Regions from separate parts of the Homo sapiens genome. Here region 1 is linked to region 2. The links are chromatin loops, found by intact Hi-C in ENCODE. Cell type or tissue: ovary. All regions are shown on one strand.

Region 1 (8,000 bases), 1.2 Mb before region 2:
ACTATATGTGTTTTTTGTCTATTATGCCAAACACCACCCTGGGCAGGCTTTTTAAATTATTTATTTTTTTGTTGTTGTTGTTGTTTGAGACAGGATCTTGCTCTGTCACCCAGGATAGAGTGTTCACTGCAGCCTCGACGACTCCTGGGCTCCAGCAATCCTCTCACCTCAGCCTCTTGAGTAGCTGGGACTACAGGTATGCACCACTACACTCAGCTAATTTGCACTCAGATGGTAGAAGGTGGGGTGAACAGGCACTGTTAGTGGGGGTGTCGAAGGCATTGACTCCTCTGAAAAGCAATTAGACAGCATCCGCCATGAGAACTGGAAATGCTTATGTCATTTGCCCCAGTAATTCCACTTCTGGAAAATCTAGATTATGGAAGTTCACAAAATACAGAAAAAGCTCTACTCCCAAAATGTTAATCCCAGCATTGTTTATAATAACAGAAAATTGGAACTAACCAGCTAAGAAAATATTTATGAAAAGTTTGGCATGATATACCACAAAACACATATAGTTATCACAGTTTTTATTTTCCTTTCTTTGTATTCTTTCTACAGTTTCTAAAATGGGAATGTACTACTTTTCTAATTATAAAAATTATGCTATTTTTAAAAAGACATTTGGGGCTGGGCACAGTAGCTGACACCTGTAATCCCAACACTTTGGGAGGCTGAGGGGGGGCTGATCACTTGAGGCCAGGAGTTCGATACCAGCCTAGCCAACATGGTGAAACCCTGTCTCTACTAAAACTACAATAATTAGCCAGGCATCCTAGTGCACACCTATAGTCCCAGCTACTCAGGAGGCTGAGGCATGAGAATTCCTTGGACCTGGGAGGCGGAGGTTGCAGTGAGCCAAGATCGCGCCACTGTACTCCAGCCTAGGCAACAGAGGGAGACTCTGCCTTAAAAAAAAAAAGAAAAAAGAAAAGAAAAGAAAGAAAGAAAAGACATCTGGGGCAAGGCATGGTGGCTCATGCCTGTAATCTCAGCTGTTTGAGAGGCCCAGGTGGGAGAATCATTGAGGCCAGGAGTTCAAGACCAGCCTGGCAACATAGTGAGAACTTCCCTCCATCTCTACAAAAATTAGCCAGGAGTAGTGCTGCATACCTGTGGTCCCAGCTACTCAGGAGGCCAAGGTGGGAGGATCGCTTGAGCCCCAGAGTTCAGGGCAGCAGTGAGTTATAATCATACCACTGCACTCCAGCCTGGGTGACAGAGTGAGACTCTGTCTCAAAAAGAAAAAGTAAGAATCACAATAAAATAAAAGACATTTGATAATCAGTGGGTTTCTATTCCACAGTGTATGAACGTTACATATTTGGTCACTGCTGGGATGTGTGAGCATGATCACATCATTGATTGACTTCTCTGAACCTCAGTGGCCTCACCTGTGAAATGGGGGCACTAACTTTCACCTGTCTGCAGGCATGTAGCCAAATCAGGTGCCATTTGAAAGACTTTTCCAGTCCCGGTGCCTTCAAACGTCTGCTGCGAGGCCATTTTTTCTCAGGGTGTGGAAGGAGCATGATAAGGGTGATTAGGATGGGCTTATTGGAGGAACGAGGAGGGCAGAGACTGCTTTTCCACTTCATGGCACCGAGCGGGTGATAACAGAGGACTGATTCAGCCACAGCAGCTACCCGAGCCCTACCAGGGCTGTGGAGCCAACTCTCTCAGCAGGAGTTTCAGAAAGCAAAGGGGTCGGAGCTCCATCCTTCCTTCCTCGCAGACTGTCACCCTGCCAGCTCTCATTCACCACAGGGCTATGTGATGCTGGCCCTCAAAGCTTCCTTGGCAGAGGGTGCATCTGCAATCCCCTTCCTGTAAAATATTTGAAGTGCAAAGGGCCCTGCAAGCAGAACCCCGCCCTCTTCTCCATTCTCCCTTCAGTGGGTATGAGAGGAAGACGGGCTCTTCTGTTTAGAAAACGCTGTCTGGGACCCAGGAGCTGGAATGGAAATGCTGAGTCCACTTGGAGCCTGGTGTGACAGTGACAGATGTCTCACATGGCAGACACGGAGCTTGGGAGCAAACAGGTGCAGGCACTCGAAGGTGGTCTTCTACATGGGATTAGCAGCACAGGCAAACGAGTAACTTTCAATCATGTGATTCTGCATGGGGCAAATCTTGAACATTCTTAGAAAGCTGCAAGCCAAGAAATCTGCCTAGGCTGGGCATGGTGGCTCATGTCTGTAATCCCAACACTTTGGGAGGACTGAGGTGGGAGAATCGCTCGAACCCAGGAGTTCAAGACCAGCCTGGGCGACATAGCAAGATCCATCTCTATGACAAATTACTTAAAAATTAGCCAAGTGTAGTGGTGCACACCGGTAGTCCCAGCTACTCAGGAGGCTGAGGTGGGAGGGAGGATCGCTTGAGCCCAGGAGGTCAAGGCTGCAGGGAGCTGAGATTGCACCGCTGTACTCTTTCCTGAGTGACAGAGTGAGATCCTGCATATAAATAAATAATAAATAAAGCCGGGTGCGGTGGCTCACCCTGTAATCCCAGCACTTTTGGAGGCCAAGGCAAACAGATCATGAGGTCCGGAGTTCGAGACCAGCCTGGCCGACATAGTGAAACCCTGTCTCTACTAAAAATACAAAAATTAACCAGGCATGGTGGTGCGTGCTTGTAGTCTCAGCTACTTGGGAGGCTGAGGCAGGAGAATTGCTTGAACCCAGGAGGCGGAGGTTGCAGTGAGCTGAGATCACGCCACTGCCCTCTAGCCTAGGCAACAGAGTGAGACTCCATCTCAAATAAATAAATAAATAAATAATAAATTTTAAAATATATACATAAATTTAAAAGACTGCCCAGCCTCAGCCTAGGACCAGCCAGGAGTGCACTGGAAGGGCTATAGGAGCCATCTGCCCGTCCCAGCGACATTCCATGAGACAGGCTGAGCAGGGGTGTGTGGAGTCAGTGGCCTCAGCCAGCTCCACCAGCCACCGTCTGCTGACTATACGGCTTTGGGGAAAGCATCTGATCATCTTAAGCGCTAGTTTCCTCCTTGATAAAATGAGAATCACCGTGGCACCTACTGTGTGGGGCGGCTATGCGGATTAAATGAGATGATATGTGGAGGGCACTTACCCCGGCGTCTGGCACATGGCAAGAGTGCAGTCCATTGCTAACCATGTTTTTTTATTTGTTTTGTCTTGTCTTTTTGTTTTTGTTTGTTTTTGTTTTGAGACGGAGTCTCTCTCTTGTTGCCCAGGCTGGAGCGCAAGGGTACAATCTCAGCTCACCGCAACCTCCGCCTCCCGGGTTCAAGTGATTCTCCTGCCTCAGCCTTCCAAGTAGCTAGGATTACAGGCATGTGCCCCCACGCCCGGCTAATTTTGTAATTTTAGTAGAGATGGGGTTTCTCCATGTTGGTCAGGCTGGTCTCAAACTCCCGGCCTTAGGTGATCCGCCCACCTTGGCTTCCCAAAGTGCTGGGATTACAGGCATGAGCCACCACGCCTGGCAACCGTGTTTGTTATAAAGCTCTTCTTAGAGCCCTGCACTCCTGTGGGCAGTGAGGGGGATACAAAAGGTTAAACCACATCCCTACCTTCAGTGAGCTAGGACTATCCCCAGGAAACAGTTAAACAGTTAAGCAGTGGGTGATTCAATGCAAAAGCAACCGGAGGCAGCACAACTATTTATAATAGCAACGAGCTGGAAGCAACCCCAGTGCCCAGCAATCCTGTAATGACTAAGAAAACCCCAAGACGTTTGCACGGCAGACCACTGCAGAGCCAGTTGAAAACAGGCATGGAGCTGATGTCCATACATGGAAATGTGCCTCAGAAATAAAGGTTTCTAGAAGGAGATCACATAACAACACGTGCACACGATTTCCCAAGATGTGGAAATACATGTAAAGCCTCCCAGAGAGGTCAAAAAAGAACCTGGAGGGATGGAAGGACTTTAAAGTTGGATGCTCATCTGGTGATTGATTTATTTTTCTCCCTGAAAGGTTACCTAAGCACCTAGTATTTTAAAAAGATAATGGTGCAACTAGAAAGTGTTAGGGTTCAGAGAAGAGAGGGAGGTATGGGGTATCCGAGTGCTGAAGAAGGCTTTGCAAAGGTGCCGGTGTCTAAGCAAATATTGAACCACTTGTGGATTTTTTTTTTTTTTTTTTGAGAGGGAATCTTGCTCTGTCACCCAGGCTGGAGTGCAGTGGTGCAATCTGGGCTCACTGCAACCTCTGCCTCCCGGGTTCAAGCAATTCTCCTGCCTCAGCTTCCCAAGTAGCTAAGAGGACAGGCACGCGCCACCACACCCAACTAATTTTTGTATTTTTAGTAGAGACGGGGTTGGCCAGGCTGATCTTGAACTCCTGACCTCAAGTGATCCACCTGCCTTGACCTCCCAAAGTACTGGGATTACAGGCACGAGCCACTGTGCCTGGCCCATTTGTGGATTTGAATAAAAGGGACAGAGTTGTCCCAGTGGGACAGTTTGTGTTCCTCCCCTTCACCAGTCTTTTTTGCTGAAGAAATGAGTTAGGTGCTATTAAAGGCAGCATGAGAAGCAGATGCAGGAAAGAACTGGGCAGCCCATCCTTCTCCTTAGGGCCGAAGGGAGTTGAGGTTAAGTGTTTGTATGTTGGACAGTCGGGCTTGTCTACACCAGCTGGCGGACTTCCTACCAGGCTCTCACCTGGAGGCCTTTCCAGCTATCCTGATTGGCCGTGTCTTTGGGAGAACAGAGGCCCATGTGGTGCTCTCCCGGCTGGAAATTTTGCATCCTTGAAGACCTGTAAGTCTCCACACAGGGTCCCATAGACACCAGGAGGTGAACTAGTGAATCAGAGGAAGTCCCCTGCATCTTGTCTGACCGGTGAAGGCTGCCGACTGTGCCTCAGATCGCCCACACCATGAACGAAATCTCATGGGGATTTCTAGGCTATTGTCTCCCTGGTTTAGTTTATGGGGTAAGTCAACCACTGCTGTGTGGGTCTGGCCGGCCTCCAGCGATCATCAGGTCTTGCGTCTGGTTTCTGTCCCCATCACATGAATATGGATGCACCAAGAAAGGACACAGACATTGGATCCCAACAGACAGACATGGGTTTGAATCCTGACTCTGCCTCTTGACGTCTCTGTGACCTTGAGCAGGTTTTCTAACCTCTAGGGGCTCCAGTAACTCACCTACAACCTGGGGGATCCCATGCCTTCCTACAGGGCTTCAGGATTAGCAAGTGAGTGTGCCAATGTTTGGCTCCAAGCAGACACTCAATGAATGGTGAGAAGCGCCCTTATTCTTGGAATGGAAGCATTCCTACTTCTGTTAGACAGCCGTTGGCCACAGATATAACCATGTGGCATGCATGTGGCCCCTGCCTACTCCACACACTCTCACTAGGCAAGTCCTGAGCCATCCAGATTCAGAACTTTCTGACCAGCCAACGGCTTTGGACAGAGTCTGTGGAAGGTAAGACCCTCTACAGGGACAGGATCAGCTGCTGCAGGCAAGCATGCTGGCCAGAAGCTGCTGCTTCCTAGGGGACGAGAGAGCTACTGCTGAATTTGGCTGCAAATCGCTGCTAGGATTCCCATGGGTGCACCTGCTACCCAGGGAGCACCTCCAGAGTGGACCAGCCACCTGTGCCATAATGAGAAGCATAGGCCAGGCACAGTGGCTCAGGCCTGTAATCCCAGCACTCTGGGAGGCCAAGGTGGGCAAATCACTTGAGCCCAGGATTTCAAGACAACCCTGCGCAACATGGTGAGACCATGTCTCTGTGAAAAATAAGCTAAATTAGCCAGGCGTGGTGGCTCACGCCTGTAATCCCAGCACTTTGGGAGGCTGAGGCGGGTGGATCACCTGAGGTCGGGAGTTCGAGACCAGCCTGACCAACATGGAGAAACCCTGTCTCTACTAAAAACACAAAATTAGCCAGGTGTGGTGGCACGTGCTTGTAATCCCAGCTTCGTGGGAGGCTGAGGCAGGAGAATCGTTGGAACCTGGGAGGCAGACGTTGCAGTGAGCCCAGATCGTGCCACTGCACTCCAACCTGGGCAACAAGAGCGAAACTCTGTCAAAAAAAAAAAAAAAGAAAGAGAAAGAAAGAAAGAAAGAAAGAAAGAAAGAAAGAAAGAAAGAAAGAAAGAAAGAGAAAGAAAGAAAGAAAGAAAAAGAAAAGAAAAATAAGCAAAATTGCAAAATTAGCTGGGTGTGGTGGCACACACCTGTGGTCCCAGATACTTGGGAGGCTGAGGTGGCAGAATCACTTGAGCCTGGGAGGCGGAGGTTAAAGTGAGCTGAGATTGCATCACAGCACTCCAGCCTGGGCAACAGAGCAAGACCCTGTCTCAAAAAAATAATAATATATATATGGTCTTTTTCAGTTCCTGACACAGAACTCTTAAAAGCCTTGGAATTTCCTGAGGGATGGGGGTGAGAGGAGGTGACTTTTGTTCTAATTATGCGACTCTTGCTGGGCCCCTAGATTGTTTCAGGATGGGGGCTAGTCACAGAAAGACCAAATGTTGCTTAGAAACCTGGAACTTTCAGCCCCGCCCTCCAAGCTCTGGGGAGAGGTGAGGAGCTGGAGATTGAGTTAATAACCCATCTTGCGACCAGGCTGGTGGTTCACACCTGTAATCCCAGCACTTTGGGAGGCTGAGGTGGGCAGATCACGAGGTCAAGAGATGGAGACTATCCTGGCCAACATGGTGAAACTCCGTCTCTACTAAAAATACAAAAATTAGCTGGGCATGGTGGCACGTTCCTGTAGTCCCAGCTACTCAGGAGGCTAAGGCAGAAGAATTGCTTGAACCCGGGAGGCGGAGGTTGCAGTGAACCAAGATCGTGCCACTGCACTCCAGCCTGGCGATAGAGCGAGACTCTGTCTCAAAAAAAAAAAAAAAAATCAGTCATGCCTACGTAACAAAACCCCCATAAAAACTCCTAAATGATGGAGTTCAGAGAGCCTCTGGGTTGGTGAACACATTCTTGTGCCAGGAGGCTCTTGCACCCCAACTCCGCAGGAACAGAAGCTGCTTTGCTCAGGACCCTTAAGGACCTCATCCTATGTACCCTCCATCCACCATCATGGGAACCCTCAATTTATAGCCAGTCGTTCAGAAGTACTAGAAGCCCAGGACGTGCAACCCCATCAGGAGCAAGTGCAGTTTTGTGGGACTGAGCCCTAAAACCTGTGGGGTCTGTGCTCACTCCAGATGGTTAGTGTCAGGATTGGATTAAATTTTTTTGAAGTTTTAAGTTCAGGGGTACGTGTGCAGGATGTGCAGGTTTGTTACATGGGTAAATTTGTGTTATGGGGATTGGTTGTACAGATTATTTTATCACCCAGGCATTAAGCCTAGTATCCATTAGTTATTTTTCCTGTTTCTCTCCCTCCTCCCATCCTCCACCCTCCAATAGGCCCCACTGCATGCTCTTCCCTTTTATATGTCCGTGTGTTCTCATCATTAGCTCCCAATTATAAGTGAGAACATGCAGTATTTGGTTTTCTGTTCCTGTATTAGTTTACCACATGCACAAATATGTTCATTGCAGTGCTATTCACAATAGCAAAGACATGGAATCAACCCAAATGCCCATCAATGGTAGACTGGATAAAGAAAATGTGGTACATATACACCATGGAATACTATGCAGCCATAAAAAAGAATGAGATCATGCACTTTGCAGGGACATGTGTGGAGCTGGAGGCCATCATCCTTAGCAAACTAACGCAGGAACTGAGTTAAATTTTTGAACACTCAGTTGGTGTTTAGAGAATCAGATAATTGGTTATTAGTGTTGGAAAATACCCCACCATCTAAACTTCAAAGTGACCAGGAAGTCACTCCCAGGGAGTGAGGGAAACATCTGTGATATTTCCTTTAATCTATTCTTTTCCTTCCTCAACACAATCTCATTAATGAATGGCCTCAGGCAGGGGCAAAAAGTGATCAGGGACATGTCCGAGAACCTTCCTTTGGAGCTATATAGGTCTTCACCTCGTATTAGGAAAGGCCAGGCTATCT
Region 2 (8,000 bases):
GGGATTACAGGCATCTGCCACCATGCCTGGCTAATTTTTTGTATTTTTGTAGTAGAGACAAAGGTTTCACCATGTTGGCCAGGCTGGTCTCAAACTCCTGACCTCAAGTGATCCACACGCCTCGGCCTCCCAAAGTGCTGGAATTACAGGCATCAGCCAAAAACAGTTTCTATTAAAGATGATAAGGGGAACAATATGGAATTCCTTACTTGATTGCACTTAGTAATAACATTCTACCCACTGGATAGGGAGAAGAAGCAGTAGAAAGATTTCTTGAGGGGATTTCTTTATGGAACTCCCCAATTAGCATTCTAGCTCTGTCATTAGTTAGCAGCGCCATCTTGGACAAGTCTTATCTTGGATATTACCTGCTATGACCTCAGTTTCTCTTCTGTCAAATGAGAGGATTGGTTTGGCTGATTCTCAGATCCTATTCAGTCGTAATAGGCCTTGATTCTTTTTATGACCTTAAGATATTTGACAAAATAAGTCATTTTTGGTTCTTATATTTTAAATAACATTCATTATAATATGGTAATACTTAACATTCTTGTTTTCATCCTGAAAATATTTTTCTCTTATAATGTTTAAACTGTATCTTGGATAGGAAGAAGAACTATTACTATCCCCACTTTTCAGATAAGGAAATTTAGGAAGGTTCCATAACTGACCAAGTGGAACAAAGGCAGCCTTAGACTAATTTACTGATCTTTTTTTTTTTTTTTTTAACTGTCACTGCATTGGCCGGGCTGGTCTCACACTCTTGGTCTCAAGTGTCCTCTCACCTCAGCGTCTCCAAGTGCTGGGATTATAGGCATGAGCCACTGCTCCTGGCCTTATTTACTGGCTTGAAGCCCTGCCATTGCCACTGGCAGGCATGTCACTGAAGCCTGGGACGGGACACTGCAGTACAGAGTGTGAGAACAGTTCAGCTGAACTACCTTCACTTCAAAGCCAGGAGCCTGTATTTATTTATTTGTTACTTTTTTCAATAGATACAGGGTCTCACTATGTTACCCAGGCTGGCCTTGAACTCCTGACCTCAAGGGATCCTCCTGCCTCAGCCTCCCAAAGTGCTGGGATTACAGGTGTGAGCCACTGCACCCAGCCAGGAGTCTGTATTTATATCCCCTCCTTGTACTTGCTCTAATTGTATTCAGAAGAAAAGCTGTACGTGGAAGTGCCAACCTTTCAGGAAGTGGCTACAGAATAAAGTATGACACTCCATCAAGTTAAATTAAATTAAAATCACATCTGATTAAATCATTTTAAAAGATGAGCCTGGCATGGCAACACTTTGTGTAACCACCATAGCTTTGCAGTGAGTCATGGTGAGATGTACTCCCGGTGTTATATAATATACAATGAATTCTTTGAAAAGTGATCAAAATTTCCAATACACAGTATTAAAATAAGTACTGGATTAGGTAAAGGAACAGAGCCATTTTACTGCAGTAAGATGAACCTTTTTTCATTTGAATAGCACAGAAAAATATATTGCTGATCTTTTTGCTCTTCCTGGCTTCCCCTTCACATTGCTGTTTGAATGCTTCGTCTGGAATAACTTAAAAGAGGAAGAATTCCATGGTGTCGCATACAGAAGGCCTTTCTCTGGGCAGTGCTTGTCAGTTCTCTATGTAAATAGGGATAACAAAGACCCCAAGAGATGAACAGACAAAGGACAAAGTAGACAATTCACAAAAGAGGAAATTCAGTTGTTTAACAAACAGTGGGAAAAGGTTCCATCTCACTAGTAATCAAAGATATGCAAATTAAAACACTACTGAGAGACCCAAAGTGTTTGGTTGGTTGTTTTTTTATGACAATACAGTAATGGCATCAGTGTGAAAGCTGCTTTCTTGCACATTGCTAGGAGCAGTGTAAATGGACTCAGCTCTGTTAAAAAAAAATTGGCAATGATACAAATAAAAGACAAAGCATTAAAAATGTTTATGCTTTTTGAACTACTAATTTCACTCTTAGGGATCCATCCTAAATAAGCCTAAATATGAAAAATATTTTGTATACACTAGAGCATGCATCACAGTGCTACTATTTGTAATAGCAAAAGGAAAAACTAAATAAATGTGTGATATGTTAAAGTATGGCTCACTATACTGAAACATGTGAAGCAATTAAAATTGTTTTATGAAGTGTTTCTAATCACCTAGGAAAAGACTTATGTTATCATGTAATATGAGAGATGAGGTCATGAACACTATGAAACACCCATGAAAATAAACAGGTTTTTTTAAAGATGAAGAAAACAATTATTTTTTTAAAAAGTAACTATGAAAGAAAATACACTAAAAATGTTAATTTTTTTTTTTTTTTTTAAGACGGAGTTTTGCTCTTGTTGCCCAGGCTGGAGTGCAATGGCGCAATCTCGGCTCACCACAACCTTCGCCTCCTGGGTTCAAGTGATTCTCCTGCCTCAGCCTCCGGAGTAGCTGAGATTACTGGCATGTGCCACCATGGCCCGCTACTTTTTTTGTATTTTTAGTACAGACGGGGTTTCTCCATGTTTGTCAGGCTGGTCTCAAATTCCCGACCTCAAGTGATCCACCTGCCTCAGCCTCCCAAAGTGTTGGGATTACAGGCGTGAGCCACTGCACCCAGCCAAAAATGTTAATATTAGTTGTCTTTAGACTGATGTCTTTTTACTTTTCCATATTTTCAAGAATTTTATATTGATTCCTTAGGACATTTACAGTGAACATAAAAATGTTAGAGAGAGAGAAGAGCTTAACATTTTTCATTAGAGCACCCTTAAAAAAAATATTTTCTAAGGAAACCTGAATTGCTTAGATCTCATCTCTTTTTTTTTGTTTGTTTTATGTACATCTTCGCCTATATTAGATAGATCATTGATGTACTTACCAAAACAAAAGGAAATGGTCCTGCTTCCTATGAAATTGTGTAAGCATGTGCCCTAATAACCACCTTTGTTTTAGTTCTTTCCAGTCTATTTAAAATTCTGGTCTTTATCTGACAAGCTGGAACTTCTTTACTTCTTTTTTTTTTTTTTTTTTTTTTTTGAGACACAGTTTCGCTCTCGTTGTCCAGGCTGGAGTGCAATGGCGCGATCTCAGCTCACTGCAACCTCTACCTTCCAGGTTCAAGCGATTCTCCTGCCTCAGCCTCCTGAATAGCTGGGATTACAGGTATGCACCACCATGCCCAGCTAATTATGTATTTTTAGTAGAGATGGGGTTTCTCCATGTTGTTTTTATTTTTTCCTTAACTTTTTTTTTTTTTTTTTGAGACAAGGTCCAGGGTCTCACCCTGTTGCCCAGGCTGGAGTGAAATGGCAGGATCTTGGCTCACTGCAAACCCTGCCCCCCAGGCTCAAGCAATCCTCTTGCTTCGGCCTCCAAGTAGCTGGGACTACAGGCATGTAGCCTTGCAGGCATGCAGGCATGGGCCTGGATAATTTTGTAATTTTTGTAGAGCTGGGGTTTCACCATGTTGCCCAGGCTGGTCTCGAACTCGAACTCCTGAGCTCAGGTGATCCATCCCCTTCAGCCTCCCAAAGTGCTGGGACTGTAAGCATGAGCCACCACGCCAGGCCCATATTGTTATTTTTCAAAAAGAAAGAAAGGAAAATGGTAAAAATAATGATAAATATTGGTATTATTTAGTCTCCAAAAAGAATAGCATGACCTTTATCAGAGGTATGTCTAGTTCTCAGAAAAAGAACCCAGAGCAAGAGAAAATGACAGATATTTAATAGGGGGCGAAAGTCTTTTTACATAAAACCTGTCAAAAAAGAAAATCGTGTTGTAATTTGGGACTGTAGCCTGCTGTCAGTTATTTACAGGAGTTTGAATAGCATTGGGTTGGGTTGTATTATGCCACCTAAAATCCAAACCAAATAGGTGTACCCAGTTAAACAGACTTGGGAAGAGAAGTGTGAAGTGTCAGCAGGATTCTTGAAGTCATGGTGGAGGGGAAGAGAAGTGGCCTGCAGATTTCATCAGCAGTTCTTCCGGTTCCCTCCTTTTTCCTAAAATAATCTCTCTGAATTTATCACTTCTGTTAGGAACATACAATATGTTTTTGGTACAGATTCTACTTAAATATCAACAATTTTTCCACTCTGTCAGCTGTTCTATAATATGTGATTCTGAAAACAAACCAAAAAAAAATAACAAATACTGGAACGCTTTCTGCTTTTAAAGTTTGCTCTTAAATGATGTGACCCCTTTTATGATGGATGTTGTTAGCTCCAAGGGTGCCAGATTTAGCAATCCATTATTTATCCTCTTCTCCTGGGACTCATCGTTTTTCCTACATTACCACATTTCACGTTCACAGCCCTTTTAATGCTCACACCCTGCACTGTTTTGTGTACATTCCATTCATCCTGCTCAGCCATTATGGGTTATTGCCATCTGGTGGAAAAACAGGGTTGACTACCAGATGGTAGTTTTGAAATTCCGGAAGTGAAATGAAGTTGTTTTCATCAGGGAAAAACACATTTATGTCTCATGCATATTCTGGTGTTCTAAAACAACGAGCGTTTTTCTGTTCCATTGCACATGGGGAAGTATACAACGATTTCAGCTGCTGAACACATTAAAAAATTGACTTTCTATATACACTACACAAAAATCGTGCTTGTAAAAAAGTTAGGTCCCCTTTTTATTTCTTTTTTCTTTTCACTCTGTCAACCCAGGCTGGAGTACGGTGGCAAGATCACAGCTCACTGCAGCCTCAATCTCCCAGGCTCGAGTGATCATCCCACCTCAGCCTCCTGAGTAGTTGAGACTACAGGCTCACGCCAACACAACTGGCTAATTTTTTTAAAATTTTTGTAGAGACGGGGTCTCACTACATTGTCCAGGCTGGTCTCAAACTTCTGGGTTCAAGTGATCCTCCCTCCTTGTCCTCCCAAAATGCTGGGATTATAGGCGTGAGCCACCGTGCCCAGCTGTCCACCTTTTTAAGTAATCCTGTGATCATAAAACAAAAATGACAAAACAAAATAGAGCTAAAATGTCTCAACTGCTTATCCCTTCACTAGGAAAAAATGCAGTATTAGATGTTTTCTACTTTTAAGTTCTATTATATAATAGCACACTTGAGTCATTAAGCAATTTTAGGGTATTAGTTCTTAAAATGAGATTCATTCACATTCAAAATTTAGCATAGTCTTCAAAGTGACAGGATGAATATTAGTCCAAAATGACTTAGGAGTTTCTCTTTCTCAAATTGTCATAAAATTTACTAACACTGTTACAATCCTTTAACATCTAAATTAGGCCAGGTACAATGGCTCATGCCTGCAGTGCCAACAATTTTAGAGGCCAAGGTGAGGAGATTGCTTGAGCCCAGGAGTTCAAGACCAGCCTGAGCAACATAGCAAGATCCTGTCTCTACAAAACATTTTTTTTTAATTTTTAAAGAAAAATAAAAATCTAAATAAAATGAGGTAGTAGGCCTGAGCTCCTCAAAACTATCAATATTATAAAAGACAAAAAAAGGCAGGGGGGGTGTGGTCAGGGACGGTGGCTCGCGCCTGTAATCCCAGCACTTTGGGAGGCCAAGGCGGGCAGATCACTTGAGGTCAGGAGTTCAAGACCAGGCTGGCCCACGTGGTGAAACCCTGTCTCTACTAAAAATACAAAAATTAGCTGTGTGTGGTGGCACGTGCCTGTAATCCCAGCTACTCGGTAGGCTGAGGCAGGAGAATGGCTTGAACCCAGGAGGCAGAGGTTGCAGTGAGCTAAGATTATGCCACTGCATTCCAGCATGGGTGACAGAGCAAGTAAGACTCTGTCTCAAAAAAAAAAAAAAAGGCGGGGATTTTCACAGTCTGTTCAGGCTTTTATAACAAAATACCATAAACTAGGTGGCTTACCAACAAGAGAAATTTATTTATCACAGTACTGGAGTCTGAGAAGTCCAAGATCAAGTTCCCAGCAGATAGCAGGGAATTGGTGGCCCATGCTTGTAGTCCTAGCTACTTAGGAGGCTGAGGCAGAAAGATTGCTTAAGCCCAGGAGTTTGAGGCTGCAGTGACCCATGAGCACGTTACTTCACTCCAGCCTGGGTGACAAAGCAAGACAAAGCGATACCCCGTCTCTAAAAATGAAAATGAAATTACAAATGTTTTAAAGAAGGTGCCAGCAGATTCAGTGTCTGTTAAGAACCCACTTTCTGATTCATAGATGGTGCCTTCAGTTGGGTCCTCACATGGTGGAAAGGGCCAATGAGCTCCCATGGGCATATATTACAAGGTCTCTAATTTGGTATATGAGGGTTCACCTTGGGGTTTAGGATTTCAACATATGAATTTTGAGGGATGATAAACATTTTGACCATCACAAGGATTGTTGTGGTTAAAAAGATATTAATGAGACATAATTATCAACCATATTCTTTTTTTTTTTTTTTTTTGAGACAGAGTCTCGCTTTCTTGCCTAGGCTGGAATGGAGTGGCGCGATCTTGGCTCACTGCAAGCTCCGCCTCCCGGGTCCACGCCATTCTCCTGCCTCAGCTTCCCGAGTAGCTGGGACTAAAGGCGCCCGCCACCACGCCCGGCTACTTTTTTTTTTGTATTTTTTAGTTGAGACAGGGTTTCACCGTGTTAGCCAGGATGGTCTCGATCTCCTGACCTCGTGATCCACCCGCCTCGGCCTCCCAAAGTGCTGGGATTACAGGCATGAGCCACCGAGCCCGGCCTTATCAACCGTATTCTTGATTGGATTGTGAATCTAGAAAAAGAAAAGCTTTAAGGATAATTGGAGAAATTTGAATATGGGCTGTATATTACTATTATTACGTCAATTACATTTCTTAGGTAGAACAATGCTGTTGTGGTTATATAAGAGAATTCCCTCTTCTTGGGAGATGCAGGATGAATATTTAGGTGTGGAACTTACTTTTTTTTTTGAGACAGAGTTTTGCTCTTGTTGCCCAGGCTGGAGTGCAATGGCACGATCTTGGCTCACCACAACCTCTGCTTCCTGGGTTCAAGTGATTCTTCTGCCTCAGCCTCCCGAGTAGCTTGGATTACAGGCATATGCCACCATGCCCAGCTAATTTTTTGTATTGTTACTAGAGACGAGGTTTCGCCATGTTGGTTCAGGCTGGTCTCCAACTCCCGACGTCAGGTGATCAGCCCACCTCGGCCTCCCAAAGTGCTGGGATTACAGGTGTGAGCCACCGCACTCGGCCAGAACTTACTTTTAATTGGTTGAAAAATATAAAAAGAGAAATAAAGCATCCATGGCAAAATATTAACAATTGATTAATCTAGATGAAAGGCTTATGTATGTTCATTGTTCAGTTTTCTCAAATTTTAGTTAAGCTTCACATTTTTAAAAATAAAAACTTGGGAGAAAAACACAATTGAAGAGAATGGTCCATTAAAAACCTTCAAGAGAGAAGAAATCCTTTGTCAGCACATAAAACAAGATGCCACTGACACAATGGCTAATCCACTGAGTGCATTACTTTAATTATAGGCCGGTTTACCTTATTACTAGACATCAGACTATATGGAAGGTCATTCAGTAGGATCAAAAAACATAAGTAGTTTCTACTTCCGGCCATGATGGAACAACAAGAATTGGATTTACCTTCCTACCTTAACCAGGAAACTGGATAAAAATACATGAAACACCGGTTTCCAGACATTGGACAACAGGAAGCTCAGGACAGTATTTCCTAGGAGAAGGAAAACAAATGAGATGAACCCTATCTTTGTCCCAGCTTACTGTCTAGAGAGTGTCTAGGCTGTAGCTCATGGAGGGGAAAATGCAAACAGTAAAATAAGTAGATGAAAAGTCTGTCAATAGAAATAAACCTTGAAATGGCACATATGATAAAGTTAATAAAGACATTAAAACAATTAAAGAACCATGACAAAGAGATACACAGAAGATAATAACCTATGTTGAACTTCTAAATATGACAAATACAGAAATCTACACTGGATGATATTAACAGCAAACTGGAAACCACAGGAAAAAAAATATTAGTGGATTTGAAC

Evidence for each region. Peaks named below come from ENCODE experiments on the same cell type or tissue, not always from the same donor. Only the 100,000 strongest peaks of a DNase experiment are listed, where the experiment ranks them.
Region 1: it touches region 2 in a loop (7-fold over the local background); 4 of 110 quality-filtered maps call a loop at or near these places.

The regions. Positions count from the first base shown.
Region 1 is chr10:30,733,332-30,741,331 of GRCh38, forward strand. No RefSeq gene overlaps it. Among named protein-coding and RNA genes, the nearest start is that of LINC02644, 14 kb to the left of the region's middle. RefSeq lists enhancers at 3,794-3,843, 4,998-5,087, 5,148-5,217. In ovary, no CTCF peak of the experiment used is centred here; no DNase peak of the experiment used is centred here.
Region 2 is chr10:31,943,413-31,951,412 of GRCh38, forward strand. All of the region lies in intron 2 of LOC107984219 (a long non-coding RNA gene), which reads left to right. Among named protein-coding and RNA genes, the nearest start is that of ARHGAP12, 19 kb to the left of the region's middle. In ovary, a CTCF peak has its summit at 4,427 (motif pointing left); no DNase peak of the experiment used is centred here; H3K4me3 peaks cover 482 bases; H3K27ac peaks cover 471 bases.